Linked DNA regions of Mus musculus: regions 1 and 2 are each linked to region 3. Evidence: chromatin loops called from intact Hi-C (ENCODE). Cell type or tissue: heart. All regions are shown on one strand.

Region 1 (2,500 bases), 120 kb before region 3:
AACTGTCTGCCCCAGTGTCTGAGACCATTGCATCTGAGTAAACGCGGAGCTTAAAATCCTCACTTCCGACCTGGGTGTTTGTGGCGCATGCCTTTAATCCCAGCACTTGGGAGGCAGAGGCAGGTGGATTTCTGAGTTCGAGGCCAGCCTGGTCTACAAAGTGAGTTCCAGGACAGCCAGGGCTACACAGAGAAACCCTGTCTCGAACAAAACAAAACAAACAAACAAACAAAGTCCTCACTCACAGCCTGGAGAGACGGCTCAGCAGTAAGAACACTGACTGCTCTTCCAGAGGCCCCTCGTGGCAGCTCACAACCATCTGTAACTCCTGCTCCAGGGCCTCAGACGCCCTCTTGTGGTCTCTGTGGACAGCAGGCACACACATGGTATACAATGTAGGCAAGACACTCACATACATACAGAAAAGTAGACAAGTCTTTAAAAGTGCAGCAAGGCCTGGAATCCAAGCTGGCCACAAGCATGCCCATCATAACGGATGCCATACAGCCAGCCAGAGCATCCTGAGCACACAGGCCTGGGCCCAGGTGGGTCCCACACAGTTTGTGGGTGTTCATCTGCTTGGGCCAAGATGGACTTCATGGATTGCTGGGGTTTGTAGGTCCAGCCCAGCCAGCTGCTTCTTGGGCTAAGTTTGATGTGCAGGCCGTGGCCAGCCCTGGGTGACCTCCTCCTTCCGTTCCTCCTCATTTTCTCCCTCCTCTTCTTTCTCTCTTCCCTCATTTCCCACATACAGGAAAACACCGACACTTCTGTCCATTTCTCACGAGTCCCTCATAGTCCCCACCCGTCCCTTGTCTATTCGAAACACCGCTGGGTCTCTGTGGAAAGGTAGCCTTGCCTCTCAATTCTGGTTTCAAACAACAGTACTGATCTCTTTAAGGGCTTCTTTGAGGGTTTCAGGGCAGGGAGGGGAATCTTCTGGGTCATGTGGATTCCAGATGTGCGCAGTTGGAGTTGCCAGGAGTCTCTGAGATGTCCACAAGAATCCTGCCCCGGGGTCTGCAGAGAGAAGGTCCCCCAGAAATGATTCGGGGAGACTGGAGGCAGGGTGTCTGACTTTGAGCCAGTGCTGTCCTTGGATCTGGTGAGAAGACCTGGGAACATAAATTGCACACTTGACCCTACCGGGTGCAGGTGTCTGTGTTCCGTCTGGTGGGACTTTCAAGCCGAGGGGAAGGGCTTACCTTATGACTTCTGAGGCTAGAGTTCTTGCCTCTGTCCCCTGATCCTACAGCCCCTGTGCTTGCCCGAAGGAATGTCACTACCTCTCTCAGAGGCTCAGTTTCCTTCACGACAGCCTGGCCCTGAAGTAACTTTCTGAAGGCATGTAGAGCCCAGCCTGTCCAGCAGAGGGCACCAGGGACCGCGGATTGCCCAGAGGTAGCAGTTGCCTGGTAGGGTCCTTCCTAGGGGCTTCAGACACAGTTTGGCCACAGGTGCCCTCATTGAGGACAACGCCTGCCTGCAGGGGTGGCTGAGGCTAGGCTGTTTGGATAAGCGGCCAGGCTGAAAGGCCGAATGACGTATAAGCGTCTTTTCGTTAGTTTCTCAACGGTTTTTCTTAGGTCTCTCTCTCTCTCTCTCTCTCTCTCTCTCTCTCTCTCTCTCTCTCTCTCTCTGGTCATTATTTTTGATTCTGTCCTCCCCTCCCCCCGCGCCCCTCCCCCCCCGCGCCCTTTCTGGGTTTTCTTTGCCTTGTGCTGGGTCTCTGGGCGTGATTTTGGGTGTTTGTTTGTTTGTTTGTTTGTTTTTCTGTTCTTTCCTCTTCTGTTCCCTTCTCTCCTTTGCCCTTCGTCTTTCTTCCATTTGGATCCAGGAGAACACAGGAAACCCTTGTCACCCACAGAGGTGCTTGTGGGGGGTGTGGCCGCTAAACCATGCTTACTGTCTTCCCCCAATTCCCCCACTTACCACTGGAACCATTTAGAACTATGACCACCAGGTGGCGCTGTGGGCAAGGCTGTCTTGAGAGGGAGCCCCTGCCTGCTTCAGAGTTAAGAGGCAAGGCAGAGGGGTAGTGGGGGCCAGGGGGTGTTCAGGAGTCACTTGAAGGTAGAAACTGCCCACATGCGTATGTCCCGACGCCTTTGAAGAACCAGTTGTGACATTCAGACCTGACACAGTGCTCAGTGACTTGGTGACACTCTTACCACTCTACAGAGGGGGAAAAAAAAAACCCACTCAGTTGGCTTAAGGGTCAGATGAGTAGTTCCAGATGCAGTTCCCAGTCAGAGGCAGGGGCATTACATATGACAAACAGGAGCCACCAAAGCCATTGGATTTTTTTGTTGTTGTTGTTTTTTGTTTTGTTTTTGTTTTTGTTTTTTGTTTTTTGTTTTTTCGAGACAGGGTTTCTCTGTGTAGCCCTGGCTGTCCTGGAACTCACTCTGTAGACCAGGTTGGCCTCGAACTCAGAAATCCGCCTGCCTCTGCCTCCCAAGTGCTGGGATTAAATGCTTGCGCCACCACCGCCCGGTGC
Region 2 (2,500 bases), 360 kb after region 3:
GCGCCAACCCATCCCTCATAGTCTTTGCCGGGCCCCTCTCACATGGGTGGCTACTGAGTGGATCACCCTAATGTGATCCCAGGAGTGGGGTCCCCAAGCCTATGGGGCTTGTCACCAGACTCCTTGTTAAGAGCTAAAAGCGACACACGGCTGCCTCGAGGAAAATCATTCTGGGTCGAGTATAACAGGTGCTCAGAGGCCAGACTGTGCGTGCCCAGCCAGCAAGAACCAACAAGAGGGCGGGCATGAACCCTAGAGGCAGAGGAGGATAGTATTAGGGCATGTAACCTTGACAGTGCAGCACCGGACGGTCCGGCTGGAACTGGCCTCCCTACGGGTCAGAGTGTCAGGATGGAAGCTCTCTCATTTGCAGATGTCCCTCCCTCTTCACCTCCAGATGCCTCTGTCCCAAGCTAAGCTGCCACCCAGGTGGCCAAGTTTCCACTCCCTCTCTGTTCCCCAGGAACCCCCACATTGTCCTCAACATTGACCTGGCCCCCACCATACTGGATATCGCTGGACTGGACATCCCTGCAGACATGGACGGGAAGTCTATTCTCAAACTACTGGACTCAGAGCGGCCAGTGAACCGGTGAGAAGGAGCAAGAGAGACCCAGGGAAGGAGGCTCCCTAGCCAGGGGGAACTCAACCACGGGGAACTGGGAAGGCCACTGGAATCAGGATCTAGGTGCCCCCCACTAACCCATGAGAGATTGAAGGACCAGCCCTCTCTGGGATTCTATCCTCCCATTTGGAGCTAAGGACCTTCCAAAGCTAAAAGGATGAAAAGCCCAAAGTTAACAGTAGCACTGTGCTGTGCCCCGGGCACTCCAGCACGTTGGCCCTCATAGTAACCCAGTAAAGGAAAGTTGTGTTCTCTGAATCCTAGAGAGATAGAGGATAACCAAGAAGTCAGACTCTTCGTCACAATGGCTATGACTTTTGTGGCCCTATTGATGGGTGGTGGGACTGACCGGGAGTGTGTTCCAGGTGTCCTGGGTGGCTGAAGGAAGCAGCAATGAAATGGGGAAAACAAAACAAGGAAGGTGGAAAGGAAGGTGGCTAGAGATGAGGAACCAGAAAGGCAGGAGCGACCCCTTGTGGTCAACAGTGAAACTGCCCCCTGGATAACAGATCTTTCTGTGAGCCTCTCCTAGACTTTCCTCCCAGGGGGCCCAGCCCTGAGATCTACAGGTGGCTGGTGGCCCTGTAAGGTCGGTACATCTTCCAACGAAGGGGGCTGGAAGGGTCTAAAATGGACACATGCAGAGTGTAGGGGCACAGGACACTTGAGAATCGGGGACCACAAGGGGTCGCTCCTGCCTTTCTGGTTCCTCATCTCTAGCCACCTTCCTTTCCACCTTCCTTTCTGTTTTTTTTTTTTTGTTTTTTTTTTTCCCCCATTTCATTGCTGCTTCCTTCAGCCACCCAGGACACCTGGAACACACTCCCGGTCAGTCCCACCACCCATCAATAGGGCCACAAAAGTCATAGCCATTGTGACGAAGAGTCTGACTTCTTGGTTATCTCATAGATCAGGAGAAATGACCCCCTGCAGGCACTCATTAGCCCAGAACTGGGCTCCTGAGAGACTCCAAAACTCACACACAAACACACACACACACGTGCAAATGCCCATGTAACTGTACCCATTTCAACCACAAAGAGGCATTCAGAACACATCTTGGAGAAGCAGCCCTGTCCCTGGGGTGTGGAAACCTTTCCAGTGTCACTCAATGACTGCCACTTGGCCCAGGGTATGGAGAACCTGTGGACAGGGCTGGGGACACGGGAACCCGGCAGACAGGATGCTGGACCTGCTTGTTTTCTAGGTTCCACTTGAAAAAGAAGCTGAGGGTCTGGCGAGACTCCTTCCTGGTGGAGAGAGGGTGAGTGCCGGCCGGGCAGGAAGACCCCCATGAGGAGTGGTCACAAGACTGTGGGAGGCTGAATAGTGCTGTGCTAGTGACTGGGTGACTCAGAGCTGTGTCCAAATTCCCTGTCACAATTGGGTGGCTCATGCAGAATTCGAATCTGGAGGCCACATGTCCCCATTCAACATACTTGGCAGAGCCTGTACGATGTCATCACTGTTCATTTAATCCTAACTCAGGCCATCTGGGATAGACAGCTCCTGTAGACTTCCCATTAAAACCCAGGTGCTCTCAAGCCACCAGCCACCCATCCTCCACAGTAGGTCTCCACAGAGCTATGCAGGGCCGGCAGCCTAGGCAAGCACAAGTTGCCCCAGGGCTCCACCCAGTTCAACCAGCCCCGCATCTCCCTCAGCAAACTGCTCCACAAGAGGGAGGGTGACAAAGTGAATGCCCAGGAGGAGAACTTCCTGCCCAAGTACCAGCGCGTGAAGGACCTGTGTCAGCGAGCTGAGTACCAGACAGCATGCGAACAGCTGGGGCAGGTGAGGAGATGGCGGATCTTCTGGGTCCTCTGGGGTGTGGTTGCCATGGTTACATGGGAGGCTCTGGTCCCTGTCAGGGTA
Region 3 (2,500 bases):
GATGAAAATATGTTTTTTTTTTTCTCTTGGCATGTGCATATGTGTGGTGTACATGTGTGTGTGTATATGCATGTTCTCATGAGCATGGGCACACGTATGTTCAGGTCCATGTGCACATGTGTGCACATGCATTAGGTATCCTCCACAACTCTCAATCATAGGCAGGGCTGCTCACTGAGTTGGGAGTTCTCTGATTGGGCTAGTCTGGCCTGCCAGCCCGCTCCAGGAATCTCCTGTCTTGGTCCTGTATGTGTTTGGATAACAGGCAGCTGCCACGTCTACTCAGGTTTTGGGTAGGTTTTTTAGGACCCAAATTCTAGCCTTCACGCTTGTGTGGCCAGCGCCTATCCATGGAGCCATCTCTATCGTATGCCCCAGTAACATACAAGAGATAAAGCTTTCACTGTCGTTAAGGGGAAAAATTAAAAAACATGGGTGATTATTCTATGCTGATAGGACCATGAGGAACTATACATTCCCGACAATTGCCTCTGGAAGCCAAATTGTGCTACACCATCAGCGGCCATCCCTGTGAAGTGACAAACGCTCTTGGTCTCTGTGCCAGCACTCTGGCGCCTGTGTCTTTCTCCTGTGGGTCCCCGAATCTAGATACTGATGACTGAGTTCATACATCACAGCTTTGTTGGTGGGAACCATCGACAGAAACAATATGAACATCCCTCTGCGGGTGGCTGATTAAAAATAAAGCCCGAACCAAATAAAGACAGTGGGGTATGGGCATCCTGAGGGAGCCTGAAATGGATAAAGTACAGATAGGAGGTGGTTCTATTATTGTTGCATGTAAGCAAAGTGCCACGTGACATCAAGATGGGAAGCCGCTCATCGTGTTTTCATTGGATGTAGGTGAAGTTAAGGCTTACAGCAAGGCGAAAGTGATGCTGCCCATTCTGTTTGTATTCGCAGGAGAAAGTAATGAGGGATACACTGGAAAACTAAAAAAGTGACCTATAGGGGGCAGCAGAGTGCTGGGGTCAGAGTAGCCTATTCAGTGGTCTTTTTATTCTATCTCTTTAATAAAGATTTGTTTTCTATCTGTGTGTATGCACACCTGACTTTGGGTGCCAGCACATGCCTGAAAGGAGCATTGGACCCCTGGAGCTGGGGACCCCTGGAGCTGGAGTTGTAGTGGTGGTGAGTCTCCTGCTGTGGGCGCTGGGAACTGAACTTTAGTCCTCTGCAGGAGCAGTGAGTGCTCTCTCCAGCACCAAATGTCTCACTTTTAGATCCCTGCCTTTGTTTTTGTTTTGTTTTGCTTTGCCTCAGTCCGGTGTAGCTCAGGCTGTTTGCAAATTCGCTACATAATAGAGGATGACCTCAGATTCCTCTCATCCTCCTGCCTCCACTTCCCAACTACAGGAACTACAAGTGAGTGTCCCTGCTCACAGTTTGTACAGTGCTGGGACGTCCCATGCACAGTGTTTGTTCATGCCCTGCTCTGCTCCGCAAGCACTCTACCAACTGAGCTCTCGCTGAGCGTTAAGCTGTCTGAATGGCTTGCCAAGCAAACACTTTGTAACCAACTGTCTCTTTCAAGTTGAGTTATGTTAGGGTCAAACAGTATTTGAAGTCTGTGGAGGTCGGTGCTGGGGGAAGGCCTTGTGGTTTTGCCAATCAGGATACAAAGGACACAGTGACCACCCTTAGCCCCTGGTGATGCCTGCTGCTGACCTCTTGATTGGATTCAGAACACCACCCAGGCAGCCTTGGAGAGGCAAGGGCCAGCCGGCTTAGATCTCGCTGTGCTTCACCGAGACCCCAGAGATAATGGCAGGTTCACGGCTCTGTTTTAGAAAGATGGCTGCTGAGCTGAGCCAGCCACTGATCCCGCACCAGCAGATCTGAGCTGGAGTGGAGATGGTGGGAAGGATAGAGGGGAGGGGAGCCTCCTCTGTGCTCCGTCTTTCTGTCCTCGGCTGCTTTCTGTGACTGGGTCCATAGAAGACGCACTTTCATCTCTGAGCTGGAAAACTGAGTCTAATAGGAGAGAGACAGCAACATAAGCACTGAATAATGACAGCCAGGAGCACACGCAGCGCTGAGAGTCTCCGGTCTGCTGTGGGGACCAAGGAGGTCAAGCTCATTCCCCTGCCCAGCATTTGGACATCACTGTCTTTTTACTGAGTGAGGGCAAGTTCAATATGAGGTCTCTATTCAAAGGGGCAGCTGAACAGGTAGCTCCATCCCTGGGTCTCTTAGCATCTTGTGCTGCCATCGTACATCCTGGTATTTGTTATTTTGTACTAAGACCCCAGCTCCCTGAACATGCTGGAGCACACTCCACCTGTTTGGCCCCCAGACTGCAGGGCGAGGGCACACTCTCATCTGGACTAGGCGTGTCAGTGTATGTCTGCTTGCCTCCCTAACCACTAGGCTTACCTCTGTGTGTGTGTGTGTGTGTGTGTTTCCAGGGATGGAGTCCTAACTTTCCCACGTGCTAAGCAGGTGGTCCAGTTTGAGCAATAGACTGTCCACTCGTGCA

Evidence for each region. Peaks named below come from ENCODE experiments on the same cell type or tissue, not always from the same donor. Only the 100,000 strongest peaks of a DNase experiment are listed, where the experiment ranks them.
Region 1: a loop joins it to region 3, with 4 times the contacts of the local background. A loop is called at or near these places in 14 of 42 quality-filtered maps.
Region 2: a loop joins it to region 3, with 3 times the contacts of the local background. A loop is called at or near these places in 7 of 42 quality-filtered maps.

What each region holds. Positions count from the first base shown.
Region 1 is chr2:166,563,556-166,566,055 of GRCm38, reverse strand. It overlaps Gm29679 (predicted gene, 29679), which reads right to left and starts at 1,534. Exons shown (of 2, transcript NR_152154.1): 1 at 1,206-1,534; 2 at 1-1,115. In heart, CTCF peaks have their summits at 350 (motif pointing left), 1,356 (motif pointing right) and 1,974 (motif pointing right); DNase peaks (open chromatin) are centred at 1,365 and 1,965; H3K4me3 peaks cover 759 bases; H3K27ac peaks cover 1,048 bases.
Region 2 is chr2:166,083,775-166,086,274 of GRCm38, reverse strand. Sulf2 (sulfatase 2) reads left to right here. Exons shown (of 21, transcript NM_028072.5): 8 at 464-592; 9 at 1,833-1,889; 10 at 2,290-2,419. Among named protein-coding and RNA genes, the nearest start is that of Gm52534, 35 kb to the left of the region's middle. In heart, a CTCF peak has its summit at 1,126 (motif pointing left); DNase peaks (open chromatin) are centred at 1,124 and 1,964.
Region 3 is chr2:166,439,104-166,441,603 of GRCm38, reverse strand. No RefSeq gene overlaps it. Among named protein-coding and RNA genes, the nearest start is that of 5031425F14Rik, 7.1 kb to the left of the region's middle. RefSeq lists an enhancer at 1-984. In heart, a CTCF peak has its summit at 970 (motif pointing right); no DNase peak of the experiment used is centred here; H3K27ac peaks cover 813 bases.